2 separate regions of the Homo sapiens genome follow, and region 1 is linked to region 2. A link is a loop called in an ENCODE intact Hi-C map of the cell type or tissue named here. Cell type or tissue: spleen. All regions are shown on one strand.

Region 1 (8,000 bases), 58 kb before region 2:
TCTAAAGCTCTCCTAGGGAGAGACTGAAACTTTGACTCCCCTTACTTCTGAAGTTCAATGCTATTAGAATTTCTCTAACAGGCCGGGCGCGGTGGCTCATGCCTGTAATCCCAGCACTTTGGGGGGCCAAGGCAGGTGGATCACTTGAGGTCAGTAGTTCGAGACCAGCCTGACCAACATGGCAAAACCCTGTCTCTACTAAAAATACAAAAATAAATTAGCTGGGTGTGGTGGTGGGCACCTGTAAACCCAGCTACTCGGGAGGCTGAAGCAAGAGAATCGCTTGAACCCAGGAGGCGGAGGTTGCAGTGAGCCAAGATCGCCCCACTACATTGCAGCCTGGGCAACAAAGCAAGACTCCATCTCAAAAAAAAAAAAAAAGAATTTCTCTAACAGACTCAAGATCCTAGGTGAAGTTAAAGGTAGGGGGGGACACCAACAGCCAACAGTAAGAGCTCATGCTGAAGGGATGTCCCAAGCTCTATAACAAAAGTGATCATGAGAGAAGGTTCTGGAGCTAGAATGTGGTGGAAGCTAGAAACACTTCTAGACTTAGCCAAATGGAAAATTGTGGAGGTTTCCTCCTCCAGTGGATGAGCTTATATACATATAAACTTGAGCATTCACCTTGAGAGCTCAAGCAGAGTGAACCCTGGGACTAAGAGTGACATTGAAGGACTGCCATCATCCTCCCTCAATGAACCACTGTGACTTATGGAGAATCAGGTTCTTGTGGCTACAGTAAATACAGAAACCACATTCTGTGAAAGATCCATTTTTAAAAGCCATACTGTGCAACACCAACAGAAGCTAAAAATGGGGCCCGCTAGCAGGCCAATAAGATTCTTTAGTTCTCTACTTGGAACTAAGCCTGACCCCTTTGGATTGAATAAGCCCTTAGAGTTTTTGAATACTTCATAAAGAGAAAGAGGGAAGAAGAACAGCCCCAAGGGAAACATATTAAATTTCCAGATAATTTCACACTCATTCCAGATATTTTATTATTATTATTATTATTATTATTATTGAGATGAAGTCTCGCTCTGTTGCCCAGAATGGAGTGCAGTGGTGTCATCTCGGCTCACTGCAACTTCTGCCTCCTAGGCTCAGGTGGTCCTCCCACCTCAGCCTTCCAAGTAGCTAGGACTACAGATGCATGCCATCACACCCAGCTAATTTTTGTATTTTTTGTAGAGATGGGGTTTTGCCATGTCACCCAGGCTGGTCTTCAACTCCTGGACTCCTCGGCCTCCCAAAGTGATGGGATTACAGACGTGGTCCACTGCACCCAGCTGCAGAGATTAATTTTAATATTGAAAAAAGATCTGATCTTATTTGTACTCCAAGCTAATGAGATATGAGATATGTCATATTCACTGTACTTTAATTTTTCCAAAATACTCTACACCATCCCACCCATTGGGTTCTAATTACCCCTTCTGAAGCCACAAAGAAAAACAAGTTGGTTTTCTCTGCCAAAGAACAGCCTTTCAAGGATATGAAGCCAGTGATTACATTTTCACTTCAGGGCATCCAGTCTTGGCTCCTTCAACCTCTCCTCAAAGGATTGGATTTCAAGGCCACTCTCCATCTCCAGACTATCTATGTTGCCTCTATAGTGCCAAGTCCAGAATGGGCTGCAGCCACTACTAAGGTCACTCTCAGAACATATGAGACTATCATCTCTTCTCATTTTCTATGTTTCTATTCCAGTTATGTGAGCCTAGGAGCCGTCCTTTTTTCAGATACTATATCATACTGGTAACCTTATTATAAGACTCTCTAGTCTACCCTATTCTTTGCAGGCCTGGAGAAGCAAAGGCTGAGCAAAAGGCACGTTGTTCTGCCTTCTTTGGGTCCTGGAACTGTAGGGGTACTGAGATGGCTATCTCATTCCTCCCCACTGCCTATCTCTGGGCCTCTTGCTCCCCAACACCCCTCCTAGTGCTTAGATTGTAAGTCTATGTCATCTTAGTCCTTAATGCACTTGTCCACTAGGACAAGAGAGGCAATGGCTTGACCACAAATTGAGAGATGAAAGGTAGCACAGCTCAGAAGAATGTGGACTCTGCAGTCACACAGCATGGATTCAAATGCTGGTTCTATTACCATGGGGCCCCACACAAGTCACTTAACTTCTCTGTCTTTCAGTTTTCCTCTTTGTAGAATAAGGATAACAAAAGTACCTACTGATGAAAATGTTCTATATCTTGATTGTAGGGGAGAGGTTACGCAGGCATATACTACATTTGTCAGAACTCGAACTGAGCACTTAAAATGAGTATATTATATGTAAATTATATCTCAATAAAGTCCATTTGAAAAGTTAAAAGAATTATAGTAACTACTCATGGATGATTGTGAAGATTAAAAGAATTGTAAATACCTCAAAAAGTTCCAGAAAACTTAGTAAGCATTCAATAAATGTTACCTATGTATAATGTAGTTAGTTCTCAATGATGCACACAATCTCTGTCTTGTGATTGCTGCTAGGGAATAAGGGAGGCATCTGAAGACTCAAAGGCATCCTCAGTTAGCCCAGGTGTGGTATTTTCACAGACATTTAATTACAGACCTGGTTTTCACCAGATAAAATACCATAGTTACAATCCATACTTCTTCCACGCTCCAGCCAAGGTTGCATTTAACACTGGGAAAATCGAACCACAGGAATCATCATCAAAGCCAAAGATGTCCAGTGAAACTGGGAGGAATCTGCTTTCGTTAGTCTTCTTCTGGCTTAGACCATGCAGTTTTCCTGGGCCAACTTTGTTTTTTATTTACTCCTTCACTAAGTCTTCCCAGAATGTCTACTGTGCCCTGATGTCCAGAAACTAGGAAGGTGACAGAAAGAAAAGAAACCAGGTTTCCTGGTTACTTCAGCCTCACCAACTTCACAATCTACAGGCATTACAAACATAAACTGATATCAGAGACAGCAGGGTATAATGAAGAGAGCACCTTGCAGGGAGTTGGAAGACCAGTGTCTAGCCTCACCTGACACTAGTCACCCAACCTTGAACTAGTCCTATGCCCATGGTGGGCCTCAGTTTCCCCATGTATAAAATGAAGGGCTAAGGGTACACAATCTCACAGTCTTTGGCCTTACAATGGTAGAAAAACACGGGTAAGATGACTTGTTTCAGGCTCTCAGCCCTATGAGAAATCTCAGGACAAGCCAAGAGAGCCAATTTAAAAGATGAATTGATTTTGTCTTAGATGCAGAATGCAATGAGGGGAGTGTCTCATTGCTGCAACTGCAGCTGCGAAAAGATGACAGTAATAATCTGTAGAGATCCCTTTCAGCTGCTATTACAGGGAACAGGTTCTTTTCCATTTGCTCACCTTGCACTGCCCCACAGGGCCAAACCTGCAAACCAAGGAGTTAGGATGCCAAGGGTGGCTCATTTCTGGCATTTCCTCCCTACTCATTCCTTGGGTCAAGCCCAGGGACTTAGAAGAGCACTGTGAGGTGAAGGGCAAAGCAGGCAAAGATAACATCTGTGCTCTGTTCTCTCTCAAAGTCAGCTACTGCACTGCATGTTTGAAGGGCTATGGGCCTGGGAGATACACAAAACAGTGAATTATGGAAGAGAAACTTATTTAGTTTATGGAAGTACACAAGATAGTTGTACACAATCATCTACTTTTGATTTGGGCATCAGTGTACCAAGGTACTGATGTAATGAATTGAATTGTTCAATTCTACAATTTTTGAGACTCTAGTCTCCCTCATACCCTGTGCTTGCTAAAGAGAGGTGAAACTAACTCAGCCTCTTGCTCTTAAGAGGTTCAAGATGTGGAGAGTGAAGCAGACAGCTAAGTGAATAAGACTATATAAAAGGCTGTACAAAGTGCTATGGAGGCACAAAGTGGGCATGACAACCTCCAGAGAGAAGAGATCAAACTGGGCCTTCAAGGATGAGGGAACAGAAGGTACAAAGACTCAAGATATGAAAAAGCCTGTCAGCCTTCAGGAAAAGGAAGCAGAGTTGGAACACAAGATGGGTGAGTGTAGCAGCCTTGTTTTATTTGGGACCCCACTTCTCAAATGAGACTGCAAAGTCTCCAGAAGAAAAGAGGAGGAAAAAAAAAAAGAGTGCTGAAAAGCTATTGAAGACACAAAAACATGTTACACTTCCTCTTCCACCATTCCCTGGATTCTGCCTTATACACAGACCCCTCTCCCACCCCGTACACAACCCTGACAACTCTGTGAAAGAAAAAAGTCTCTCCACTCTAATGTCAGTAGCTCCAGAATCTCCAGATGATGAGGCAGGGCTTCTACGGGAAAGAGAGAAAAGAGAATCTTAGGTCCCTGGAAAAGGGACATTAAGTACTAACTTACAAAGATCCAACCAACTTCAGTAGCCACGCAATTTAGAAAGGCTGAGGGAGGCTCTTTCCACCACTCAAGCCAAGCCCCAATGCCTTTTTCATTCAAACTCATTTCTAATGAGCCATCCCCATCTTCCGTCTTCCTGAGAATGCTGTGGGAACTGGATTAAGAAAAGCAGCCCACCAAATTTAGAGCTAACTTACTCTTTAAAAATGACTCCAATTATAGTTATAATGTTGCCTCACATTAGACACAAAAATACATTGTAGACGGCGGGCGGCGGGGAAGAGAGAGAGACTCTAGGTTATCTACCAAACAGGATATATTCCTGAGCCTCAGCCATGTTGAGAATCCTTAGATTACTGACACAGGGAGGCAAGGCAAATAAGTCAAGGTAGACAAGGCCAAAGAGGCCATGGAAACAAGATGACATGCAAGATCTGAAGTCTGTAACTACATTGGGAAACAGCTGGATGAGAGAGGGAAACATGGACTTTAGAGTTGGACCTAAACTCTAACCCCAAACCACTACTTACTTGTTTACTTAGTTCACTAAACTTCAGTCTCCTCATCTGTAAATTAGAATAAAAGTACTTACTTTAGAGCATTACAGGGAGTATTAAATGAAATAAAGAATACAAATCACACAGCCTGAGGCACACAGTCCATGTTTCAATAACCTAACTTCCCTTCCCTTTAACCAGGGCCACAATGTTGCACTGTTGCACAATTGGGGAAACGTGGTCCCATTCACAACACAGCCCATGTGAACAACACACCTAGGACTTAGGCAATTTACAGTCCAAGATAGCCAGCCGCTAAGACTTTTGTCTATAAGCAGTATCAGAATCCAGAAAAACACAGCTAAAATACCACCTTAGGTGTACTCAAGACAATGGATGGGTGTGAGAACACATGATCAATTGTAATAAATATGAGACACCAAGGACACAAAGCTCTGAAAACAGAGGCAACTTCACCTCAGCCAAAAAGCTCCTTCTATGTTTTCTACTGGGGACAAAAGCCAATCTCTGGACCCCAATAACCTCAACTCTGTAGAGGAGCCTGTCTTAGTCCATTCAAGCTGCTATGACAAAAATACCATAGACAGGGCAGCTTAAACAACAAACTCATTTTTCACAATTCTAGAGGCTAGGAAGTCCAAGACCAAGGTGCCAGCAGATTCAGTGTCTGGCGAGGGCCCGCTTACTGGTTCATAGATGGCTGTCTCCTTTCTGTGTCCTCCCACTGCAGAAGGGGCAAGAGAGATCTCTAGGGTCTCTTTTCTTTTCTTTTTTTTTTTTTTTTTTTTCCTTTGAGACAGAGTCTTGCACTCTTGCCCAGGCTGGAGTGCAGTGGAGCGATCTCGGCTTACTGCAAGCTCCACCTCCTGGATTCATGCCATTCTCCTGCCTCAGACTCCCAAGTAGCTGGGACTACAGGTGCCCGCCACCACGCCCGGCTGATTTTTTGTAATTTTAATAGAGACGGGGCTTCACTCTGTTAACCCTGATGGTCTCGATCTCCTGACCTCGTGATCCACCCGCCTCAGCCTCCCAAAGTGCTGGGATTACAGGCGTGAGCCACCACACCCAGCCCTCTGGGGTCTCTTTTCTAAGGGCACTAATTCCATTCAAGAGGGCTCTGTCCTAATGACCTAATCACCCACCAAAGGCCCTGTGTCTGTTGTACCAAACCCTGTTAACTTCCATAGGGAAGGCAGCAGGTTTAAGAGGCCAAAGAAGAGACCTAGAGCCAGCAAACAAGACACAGGGTTTTATTAGGGGCTTACATACACGGAAGAGAGTCCAGTGGTGGTGGGCTGGACAAGAGAACTGCCTTATGTACAGATATGGTCCAGTAGTGGCGGGCTGAACAAGGTATCTGCCTTACATACAGTCCAGTCGCAGCAGGCTGGACAGGAAAACCACACAGCCCAGGAGCAACAGGCCGGGCAGGAAAATCGCAACCGCTTGTAAACAGCGTGCAATTTACATAGCATTTTCACTTAACACCCTCCTCTTAATGGCCTCATCTGGCAGCCTTCATTCAACTCAAAACCCAGGGCCTCAATCCCCTGTATGGCCCGTGTTCCACAGGGTAGGCTAGGGCTCAGATATTACTTATAGAAAAGGAACGAAATCTCTGGATTGGCCACTCCCAGATTCCCTAGCTTGGAACATGCATTCAGGTGTGTCTGCCATACAGTGTCATTCTAAGGGAATGCTTGTTATTGCTCTCAGGTCCATTTACCCTACAACCTCCTAATACCATCACATTAGGGGTTAGGATTTTAATGTATGAAATGTAGAGGGACACAAACATTCAGTCTATAGCAGATCCCCATTTATCATGGATCTGGTAAGTGTGAAGCCAGGGATAAGAACACTGCAGGTTTTCATCTGAGGTCCATGTCCTGTCGGCTTGACAGATGGACCAAACACTCAAGGGCAGGCAGTTTTTCTAAAGGTGTTAAGTCCTATCACATGGGACCCAAAAAACTGAGTCCAAGATCTAGGGTGAACTTAGCACCCTGGTTACCAAGGAGTGACATCACTACTCCTTACTGAGTTTATCCAGGGCAGGTAAGGACCACGTCTTATTGTTTTTTATGTTCCCAGAACCTAGCACACTGCATGATATAACCCAGCAGTTGTAAATGATTGCTGAATAAATGAACTGACATGGACATGGCTTTATCCTTATTGCCTGGCCTGTAAGCCTTTGCATACTCTTCCAGCTGCCTAGCATTACCTTTCTTAACCCTTACTTATTTTCTCTCAATTTTCAGATCCAACTTAAATGTCACCTCCTCAGCTAATGTCAGGTCTTTCCTAACACCCTAAACAATATTAAGTTCCTCTGATATATGCACCCTCCCATCACATCCCTTATTTGCACTTCATGACATTCATCAGACTTCATTATGATTATTTTGTTCATTTTTGCCTTCCCTACTACACTGCAAGCTCTAGGAGAGCAGGAACCATATCTATCTTGTTCATTATTCTGATTAGCAGGGCCTAGTACAGTACCTGGCAGAGAGGCAGTGTCCTGTATGTTAAAAGAATGATTGAATACATGAATGAATGACAGAGCTCCAGCCCAAAATGATTCTGGAGTAAATGGAGATTCAAAACTGTCTGCTCGGCCCTAAGGTAGCCACAGTTACTTTTTTACTAGAACCTTAATAGAGCCTCCAAATGCCCATGCATGGAAGATGACAGCAGATCTGGCAAACAATAGAATGAAAAACAATTTGTATGATAGGAAGTAGGAAGAGATAAAATGGGATGAAGCAGGAACCCTAATTCTGAATGCCTTGTACGCCAAGCTAAGAAATATGGTTGATTAACCTGCAGGACAGCCACTATCTGACTTGGGTTCACTAAGGTCACATGGACCTGTACAGTAGGCACCATCCTGCTACACTGAGCTCCCTTTGTTGCCCACAGCCTGATAGGCCTTATTCCCCTCCCTTCATGTTTGCCCCCATTTTCCTGAGCTATATGAGATAATTCAATAATACAAGTGTCCCCAAAGATAGCATGGTTAAATTATCCTAGCCCAATTTTACTATAGAAAGTTATAAACAGGGAAGCTGTCATTTTCGAAAGACAAAGTCAGAAGGCCTGGATTTTAGTCTTGCCAGCTGTGTAAC
Region 2 (8,000 bases):
AGAGAATTCTCTCGGCAATAGCAACCCAGAACACTGATGCCACTGAGAAGTACCTAAGATTGATATCTGGGCTACTTTACCATTCACTGGGTCACCAACCAAACCTCCTAAAAACCCACAAGGTAGATGTTCTGCCTTGAGTGACCCTTGAAGGCAAGAGGGGAAATGGTAAGGAAAAAAACAAATGTAGAAGAGCCTGCAGATAAAATTCTAAGCCAGAAATTAGTAAACCTGAGATATAGTTTCTGTTCTGCCCCTAATTACATATATGACATTGGGAAGTCACCTGCTTTCTTTGAATTTGTTTACAATAATATGGAGATAACAATCCCCTCCTGTCCCACCTCACAGAGCAGCTGTGGGCATGATAAGCAAAAAGACAGGTCTTAAACAGTGGAGTGATTTGTAAAGTGCAGAGCACAAACCAATCTGGGGAGTTATTATAATATGACTACCATCAGTTGGCTGGGGAGAAGATTAATGTCCACGAAACCAACAGAAAGTGAAACAGTAGATAATTAGGTGACAAATTATATGGTACAGACTAAGAAGATTATAATCTAGAAAGGGAAGTCCCTGGAATAAGTCAGAAAAACTACAGAGAAAAGAATGAACAGGATTGGAGGGTTTTGGAAAGCCATAGCCAGAGGAAAATGTATAGCTAGGGAAAAGAGGTATGAAACGCTGGACGCAGTGGCTCATTCCTGTAATCCCAGCACTTTGGGAGGCTGAGGCATGTGGATCACCTGAGGTCAGGAGTTCGAGACCAGCCTGGCCAACATGGTGAAACCCCGTCTCTACTAAAAATACAAAAATTAGCTGGGTGTGGCGGTGTGCACCTGTAGTCCCAGCTACTCGGGAGGCTGAGGCAGGAGAATTGCTTGAACCCGGGAGGCGGAGGTTGCAGTGAGCCAAGATCACGCCACTGCACTCCAGCCTGGGTGACAGGGCGAGACTCCGTCTCAAAAAAAAAAAGAGGTATGAAGAAGAGGAAAGCAACAGTACTAGAGGAGATGCTGTGTGTTGGGATGTCAAGGAGGCCACAATGGGTAGGCACGATAAGGCCAAACTGTCGGGGGAAGATAGGCAGCCGAGCAGCTGGGGCAGGACGCAGCTAGCAATAGGAACCCACTGCAGCTAACATGAGCTATGGGGAGGGCAGAGCTAGATTTTACAGCAAGCATTTATTGGGCACTAACAACATGGTAAGCACTGTCATAGGGAATGGTGACACAAAGATAGGTAAGACATAAGCCCTGCTCTCATGACTCTGCATTTGAATCCCAGCTCTTCCATTTGCAGAGCAACATGGACATCAAGGGAACACATTCTGTAATGAGACAGACCTGGTTTCAAATCCCTGCACTGACACTGCCAGATGAGTGACCTTCCACAAGTAACCAAAGCTCTTTAATTCCCAGTTTCCTCATTTGCATTGAAGAAGTAATAATTATCTTTCATAGGATCAAAAAAAAAAAGAAACTTCATATGTGCTTTTCAGGCACATGATAAATAATAACTTATTATCATTAACTAGCTTTGTGACCTTGGGTAAGTTGCTTAACCTCTCTGGGCCTCAGTTTCATCATATGTAAAACAAGACTAATTATAGCTACCTCACAAAGTTGTTGTGAAGATTAAAGAAAATTATTGGTGTAAAGCACCTAGCCTAGAGAAACAGCTCAGCAAAAGTTCCCTTTTCTTCCCTCTGTCTCTTCGTTCCTTAACCCTCCTCCTTTCCCTTCTCCCCAGACCATATGTGAGATCTCCCCTACAGCAATGCTCAGCTCCCGAAGGAGGGCAATGAGGACACAGCCAGGACCCTTACTGATTCCACTCCTAGAGAGCACCAGGCCCATTTAACCCCAAACCAAGTCTAACTTACCAACGCTTGACCACTCCTATCCAGGAACATGTTCTTTACTCACTTCTCGCCTAGTGACTTCAATTCACAAGCAAGAAGTCCTTTTTACCTGAAAGCCAAACAATTCCTCCCTGCTTACTCATTCTCCCAAGAAACTAACTAGAAGAGAAAGCATCAGTGTCTAAAATGCTGATCAGAGAGAGGAGACTGGTATTCCCAGTGCTTTAGAATGATAGGATAAAAGGAGAGGTCCTGGGCACCCTTGCTGGGAGACAGATAAATCCTACTGGCCCTTGTGCATATATGACAAGGGCAGGCAAACCTGCTGCAACTCCCAACAGTTCTGGGAATGCCTGAGAACAAGGCCCTCGGCCTGCTAGAGTTACTTAGGCATGAGGGAAAAATTAGGTATTCACTAGTAAAGGTCAACTTATAAATACCTGATTAACCCAAGCAAACACACTCTGCTCTACCTTATGTGAGAATTTACAACTGATCCGGAACAGAAGTCAAGCTGAGTACACGTTTTCAAAGCTATAACTAACAATTATTGAGGTATTTGGCAGGGTGGGGATAGGGGATTGACGGCTGGCTACAAAAGCCCATGCAAATCAGCTAAGTCCAGAGTCTCCACTGAAAGCTGCTTCTTCTGGAACAACAACCTCTGAACAAACCTACAGTGTAAATGTGACCTTGCTAGAAAGACAAGAGCCAGCCCTCCCATGAAGACCATGGGAAATGTAGAGAAGCAAGGCATACCAATTCCAAGATGCTTGCTTAATCCCAGGGAGTTCCTTTTGTGAGGAAATAATAATAATAATAATAATAATGTTGTTCTGTAGGAAGACACTAACAGATCAAGCCTGTGAAGCCATTGTCTAGACTCCCCCAGGTAGCTCTAACTGCTTTTTCCCCTGCACTCCCATCACACTTTGCAAACCATCAAGGGGAAATGAAAGAAACTATCTTTCCTTAAGCGCTTACTGTAAAGCCTTATAGAAAAGGTTTTAATCTTTTTTTTAAACAACTCTCCCAATAACCAGCTAATCCTAGTCCTATTTTATTTATAAATGAAGAAACTGAGCAACGCACTCAGTAAAGGGGCTGGGCAGAACCCAAATATGAACCTGGTCTGTCTGATTCCAAATCGTAAACTTTCTTTCAACAAATATTTTTTGAGAGCCTACTACATGCCAGGCACTACTCCTGGTGAATACATAACAGTGCATGAGACAGACAAGAACCCTATCTTTATGGGGTTTTCATTCTAAACCAAACTGCCTCCATATTTTACCACATCATGTATTTAGTAGGTAGATATCAGTATTTCTTTATCTTCAACCAGGCAGGACTCAATAAACATGTATTGAAGGCCAGACCCAGTGGCCCATAATTCCATCACTTTGGGAGATGGAGGCAGGAGGATCACTTGAGCCCAGGAGTTCGAGACCAGCCTGGGCAACACAGTGAAACCCTGCCTCTACAAAAAATAAAAATAAAATCAGTCAGGTGTAGTGGCATGTGCCTGTAGTCCCAACTAATCAGGAGGCTGAAGCAGGAGGATTGCTTGAGCCCAAGAGCTCAAGGTTGCAGTGAACCACGATCATACCATAGCACTCTAGCTGGAGTAACAGAGTGAGACCCTGTCTCCCAAAAACAAAAGAAATGAATGTAGTCCTTTCCCTCAACTCACAGGAATTCCTCTCAGCTGCTACCCAAACAGCATTCAACTGTTTATCCATTAATTTTGCATCCTTCTTCCTACCTAGGTCTGTTTATCCATTAATTTTGCATCCTTCTTCCTACCTAGGTCTAGCCATATCTTAAACCAAAAGCTTCCTTACAGTGCTAGCAAATTGGCTCCAGCCACCCACTAAGTATGACAATAATAGTATTTCATAGTTTACAAAAGACTTTCACATACATTATCTTACTTAACCCTCATAAAATTAAACAAGATAGGTATTATTCCCTTTAACACATAGGGGAACAGACAACCAGAAAGCTTAGTTTCACCACTGAGTAGAGGAACTGAGCCACAGCACAGTTCTTCCTAGTCCCAGAATGCATTATTTGCCCCTTCTCCTAAGAACATTTCATATCTATTCTCCATAGCACAGAAACCAAAAGGAATGTTGCGTCCTTATTTAGTTCAATATATTTGACTAAGCTATTTCAGGTTGCCTATGTTATCAAAACAATACAAAGCAAAAATGCATGTTTCATCCTATTGCAGTATTTATTTTGATTATTAATATTTTATGAGTTCTTCCACTAAAGGCGTTTTAACTATATTTTGTTGTTGGTTTGATTTTTTTGTTGTTGTTTTTAGGGGTTTTTTTTTTTTTGAGACAGGGTCTCACTTTGTCACCCAGGCTGGAGTGCAGTGGCATGATCTTGGCTCAATTTAGCCTCGGCCTCCCAGGCTCAAGCAATCCTCCTGCCTCTACCCCCAAGTAGCTGGGATTACAAGCACACACTACCACTCCTGGCTAATTTTTTGTATTTTTTGTAGAGACAGGGTTTCACCATGTTGCCCAGGCTGGTCTCAAGCTCCTGAGCTCAAGCGATCTGCCTGCCTCGGCCTCCCAAAGTGCTGGGATTACAAGCATGAGCCACTGTGCCTGGCCTATATTTTGTTATGTTCCAATTTGCCATTGAAGTTTAACTTTTTATGTTAAACACGAAGTATACACTATATGCACAGAAAAAGGTCTGAGATAGTTTTTCAATTGTTTTCAAGTCAGTGAGAAAAATAATTCAACTTATAGGGATGCCTTTACATGTGTTTGCCTTTGCCAGGAAAGCCTTTATCCTGTGAAGTGACATACACTGGTAGGCAGAGGTTGCAGAAAGTATAAGCCCCAAATGCAAGGTTAGTATCTTGGCATGCTCTTTGCAAAAAACCAACCAAACAAACAAAATCCAAGCACCATGGTCAACAGGCATATTCCAGCAACCAAGACGAAGCTGAGGGTTTGTCATATCACTCCAGTCCAGGGAGCATTAAGCCTAGCTCTGTAGGTTGCAAACCAACTACAAGAAAAACACAAACAAACAAACAAACAATAAAAGAAGAGGAAGAGGAGGAGAAAATAAAAATTAAAAAAAAAAAAAGATACAAACTCTAAAGCCAGATGTCCAGGAAAATAACAGCACATTCTGGGCAAATCAGAAAGACACAGGGGGCCTTATTTGAAAAACTAGCCAAGGCTTTGCCCAAAACCCTTACCCTTGCCAGTCTATCATAACACCTGAAATTCCAGCACTATAACTTCATTCTGTTCTTTAACAAATACACCCTGAGTACCAAATCTTGCAGGAGCGGGAATAGTCAGATGAGGGAGGTAGATTCATGCCTCAGTGACTTAAATATCAGACAGATTAGCGAGAGGCAGAGTAGTCTGAAAAAGCAGGGCAAGAAGTCATTCTGGCTAAAGGAACCGAAGAAGACTCTCTGGATATGAGAACTTAGCGGCTTAAAAGGATAAGAGGACATGAAATCATTTGTGCTACCTTAGGAAAGTAACCTGAAGCTAGGGAGAGACCTGGATTTGAATACTGATTTAGTTGCTTACAGCCTGTAATGACAATCAAGCAAATTATTTTCCTTTTCTGAATCTATTTCTTCACCTGCAAAATGGGCATTATGAAGCATACCTCAAAAGATAGGTGTGTAAAACACTAGCCCTGATCTGGCAAATGGTGGGACTTAAATATCTTTTCCTTATCCCTTTTTCTGGTTAGAAGAGGAACACATACCAGAGAAGGATACTCCAGGGCAATAGAAATGACTTGCCAGCTCACAGAGCAAGGCCATTTGAGGGCTACTAGAACAGACAATCAACCTGAAAAGACACCTTAAGAAGTGCAGAAACCCAGGCCACATCCAAGTCCCAGCCTAAATTTCTCCCCACCATAAAATGTTTGGCAGTCCATTTTGGACAAACATTACATCACTGTAGATTTAGTAGATTAGGAAATGGAAACCCACTCCTCAGCTCCCCAGGAAAAATAGCTCTGTGCCAACTTCTGGTACTCTAGGAGGCCGGAGCAGGACCTAGTGCAAGGAAAGTAGTGAGTCCAACTGTCAACACATTTTAATTAGTCCAACCTTAAAAGACTATAACCACAGAGATTAAAAGGAGCCCCCAGGGAAAGCCTCTGCCCTTCACACAGTTCAGCCAATTAGATATGCTCAAGTGCCCTAATTTTTATCACTGAATTCTTTGGGGAATCAGGCCTCACCAAGCTCTGACTTCTGGCTAAGAGTACAAGCATACGCTCAGCTCAGGAGGAGCAGTTAGGTGTCAGCTATAACAGAAGCAGCATAAGTATGCCTGGAGGCCCTAACACCCTTCCTGCGTAGGTAAACTGAGCTAACAGAACTGCCCTCTTGCCAGGCTCCACCCCTCACTCCAGAATGCAATCCATTCCCCAGTGGCTATACTGAACCTAATCCATACTAAAAAGCTAGTTTTGGTCCTCAGTTCAGAGGTAAACACATGGCCAGACACAGTAGCTCACACCTGTAATCCTAGCACTTTGGGAGGCCGAGGTGCGAGGATCGCTTCAGGCCAAGAGTTCAAGAACAGCCTGGGCAAATCCATCTCCACAAAAAAAAAAAAGTTTTTAATTTTTTTTTTTTTTTTTTTGAAATGGAGCTTTGCTCTTGTTGCCCAGGCTGGAGTGCAATGGCGCAATCTCGGCTCACTGCAACCTACGCCTCCCGGGTTCAAGCGATTCTCCTGCCTCAGCCTCCCAAGTAGCTGGGATTACAGACATGCGCCACCACGCTCAGCTAATTTTTTTGTATTTTTAGTAAAGACGGGGTTTCTCCATGTTGGTCAGGCTGCTCTCGAACTCCCTACCTCAGGTGATCCACCCGCCTTGGCCTCCCAAAGTGCCGGGATTACAGACGTGAGCCACCGCACCCGGCCAAGTTTTTTAATTTTTAAAAATCAGTGGAGTGTGGTGGCACCTGCGTATAGTCCCAGCTTGGAAGGCTGAGGTAGGAGGATCATTTACGCCCAGGAGTTGGAGGTTACAGTGAACTATGATCATGCCACTGCACTCCTGCCTGGGCAACACAGTGAGATTCTGTCTCAAAAAAAAAAAAAAAGTGGGAGTAACATAAACACAGTAATACTTGTGCATTAAAGGGGAGTTTTCAGAAATGGAAGTGACTTTGAGAATCAAAAGAATTGAGCTATAATGGTAAACCAGATGGCACATATGAAAATGGAGGTAAAGAGCCAGACACGGTGGCTCACGCCTGTAATCCTAGCACTTTGAGAGGCTGAGGTGGGAGGATCATGAGGTCAGGAGATAGAGACCATCCTGGCTAACACAGTGAAACACTGTCTCTACTAAAAATACAAAAAATTAGCCGGGCGTGGTGGTGGGCGCCTATAGTCCCAGCTACTCGGGAGGCTGAGGCAGGAGAATGGCATGAACCCGGGAGCCGGAGCTTGCAGTGAGCCGAGATTGCGCCACTGCACTCCAGCCTGGGCAACAGAGTGAGACTCCATCTCAAAAAAAAAAAAAAAAGAAAAAAAGAAAATGGAGGCAAAGAGACTTGTTCAAGTTAATGACAACATATTGTACTCAAAAGCCAATGAACTTTTACATTTCCCCAAGAGCTCAGACCCACTCCCTTCCAACTGGTGTAATGCCAGTGTAGCCACACTTTTCCTGTTGTCATTAAGAGTTAGAAAACAAGGCCGGGTGCAGTGGATCACGTCTGTAATCCCAGCACTTTGGGAGGCCAAGGCGGGCAGATCACCTGAGGTCAGGAGTTCAACATGAGCCTGGCCAACATGGTGAAACCCTGTCTCTACTAAAAATACAAAACTTAGCCGGGCGTGGTGGCACACGCCTATAGTCCCAGCTACTTGGGAGGCTGAGGTACAGGAATCGCTTGAACCCAGGAGGCGGAGGTTGCAATGGGCCGAGATCACACCACTGTGCTTCAGCCTGGGCGACAGAGGTAGACTCTGTTTCAAAAAAAAACGAGAGTTAGAAAACAAGATTATAAGGAAGAGTGAGAACCTAGGAGAACAGGGTACTAAAGAGAGAGGGATAAACCAAAGAATTGCAAAGAACAGATCATCAGACAATTCAGAGGAGAAAAACC

What was found. A loop is a pair of places that touch in the nucleus more often than their neighbours do. Peaks named below come from ENCODE experiments on the same cell type or tissue, not always from the same donor. Only the 100,000 strongest peaks of a DNase experiment are listed, where the experiment ranks them.
Region 1: it touches region 2 in a loop (2.0-fold over the local background); 7 of 110 quality-filtered maps call a loop at or near these places.

What each region holds. Positions count from the first base shown.
Region 1 is chr11:3,930,318-3,938,317 of GRCh38, reverse strand. All of the region lies in intron 1 of STIM1 (stromal interaction molecule 1), which reads right to left. Among named protein-coding and RNA genes, the nearest start is that of PPIAP40, 41 kb to the right of the region's middle. In spleen, no CTCF peak of the experiment used is centred here; no DNase peak of the experiment used is centred here; H3K27ac peaks cover 562 bases.
Region 2 is chr11:3,871,938-3,879,937 of GRCh38, reverse strand. All of the region lies in intron 1 of STIM1 (stromal interaction molecule 1), which reads right to left. Among named protein-coding and RNA genes, the nearest start is that of PPIAP40, 18 kb to the left of the region's middle. In spleen, no CTCF peak of the experiment used is centred here; no DNase peak of the experiment used is centred here; H3K4me3 peaks cover 470 bases; H3K27ac peaks cover 4,332 bases.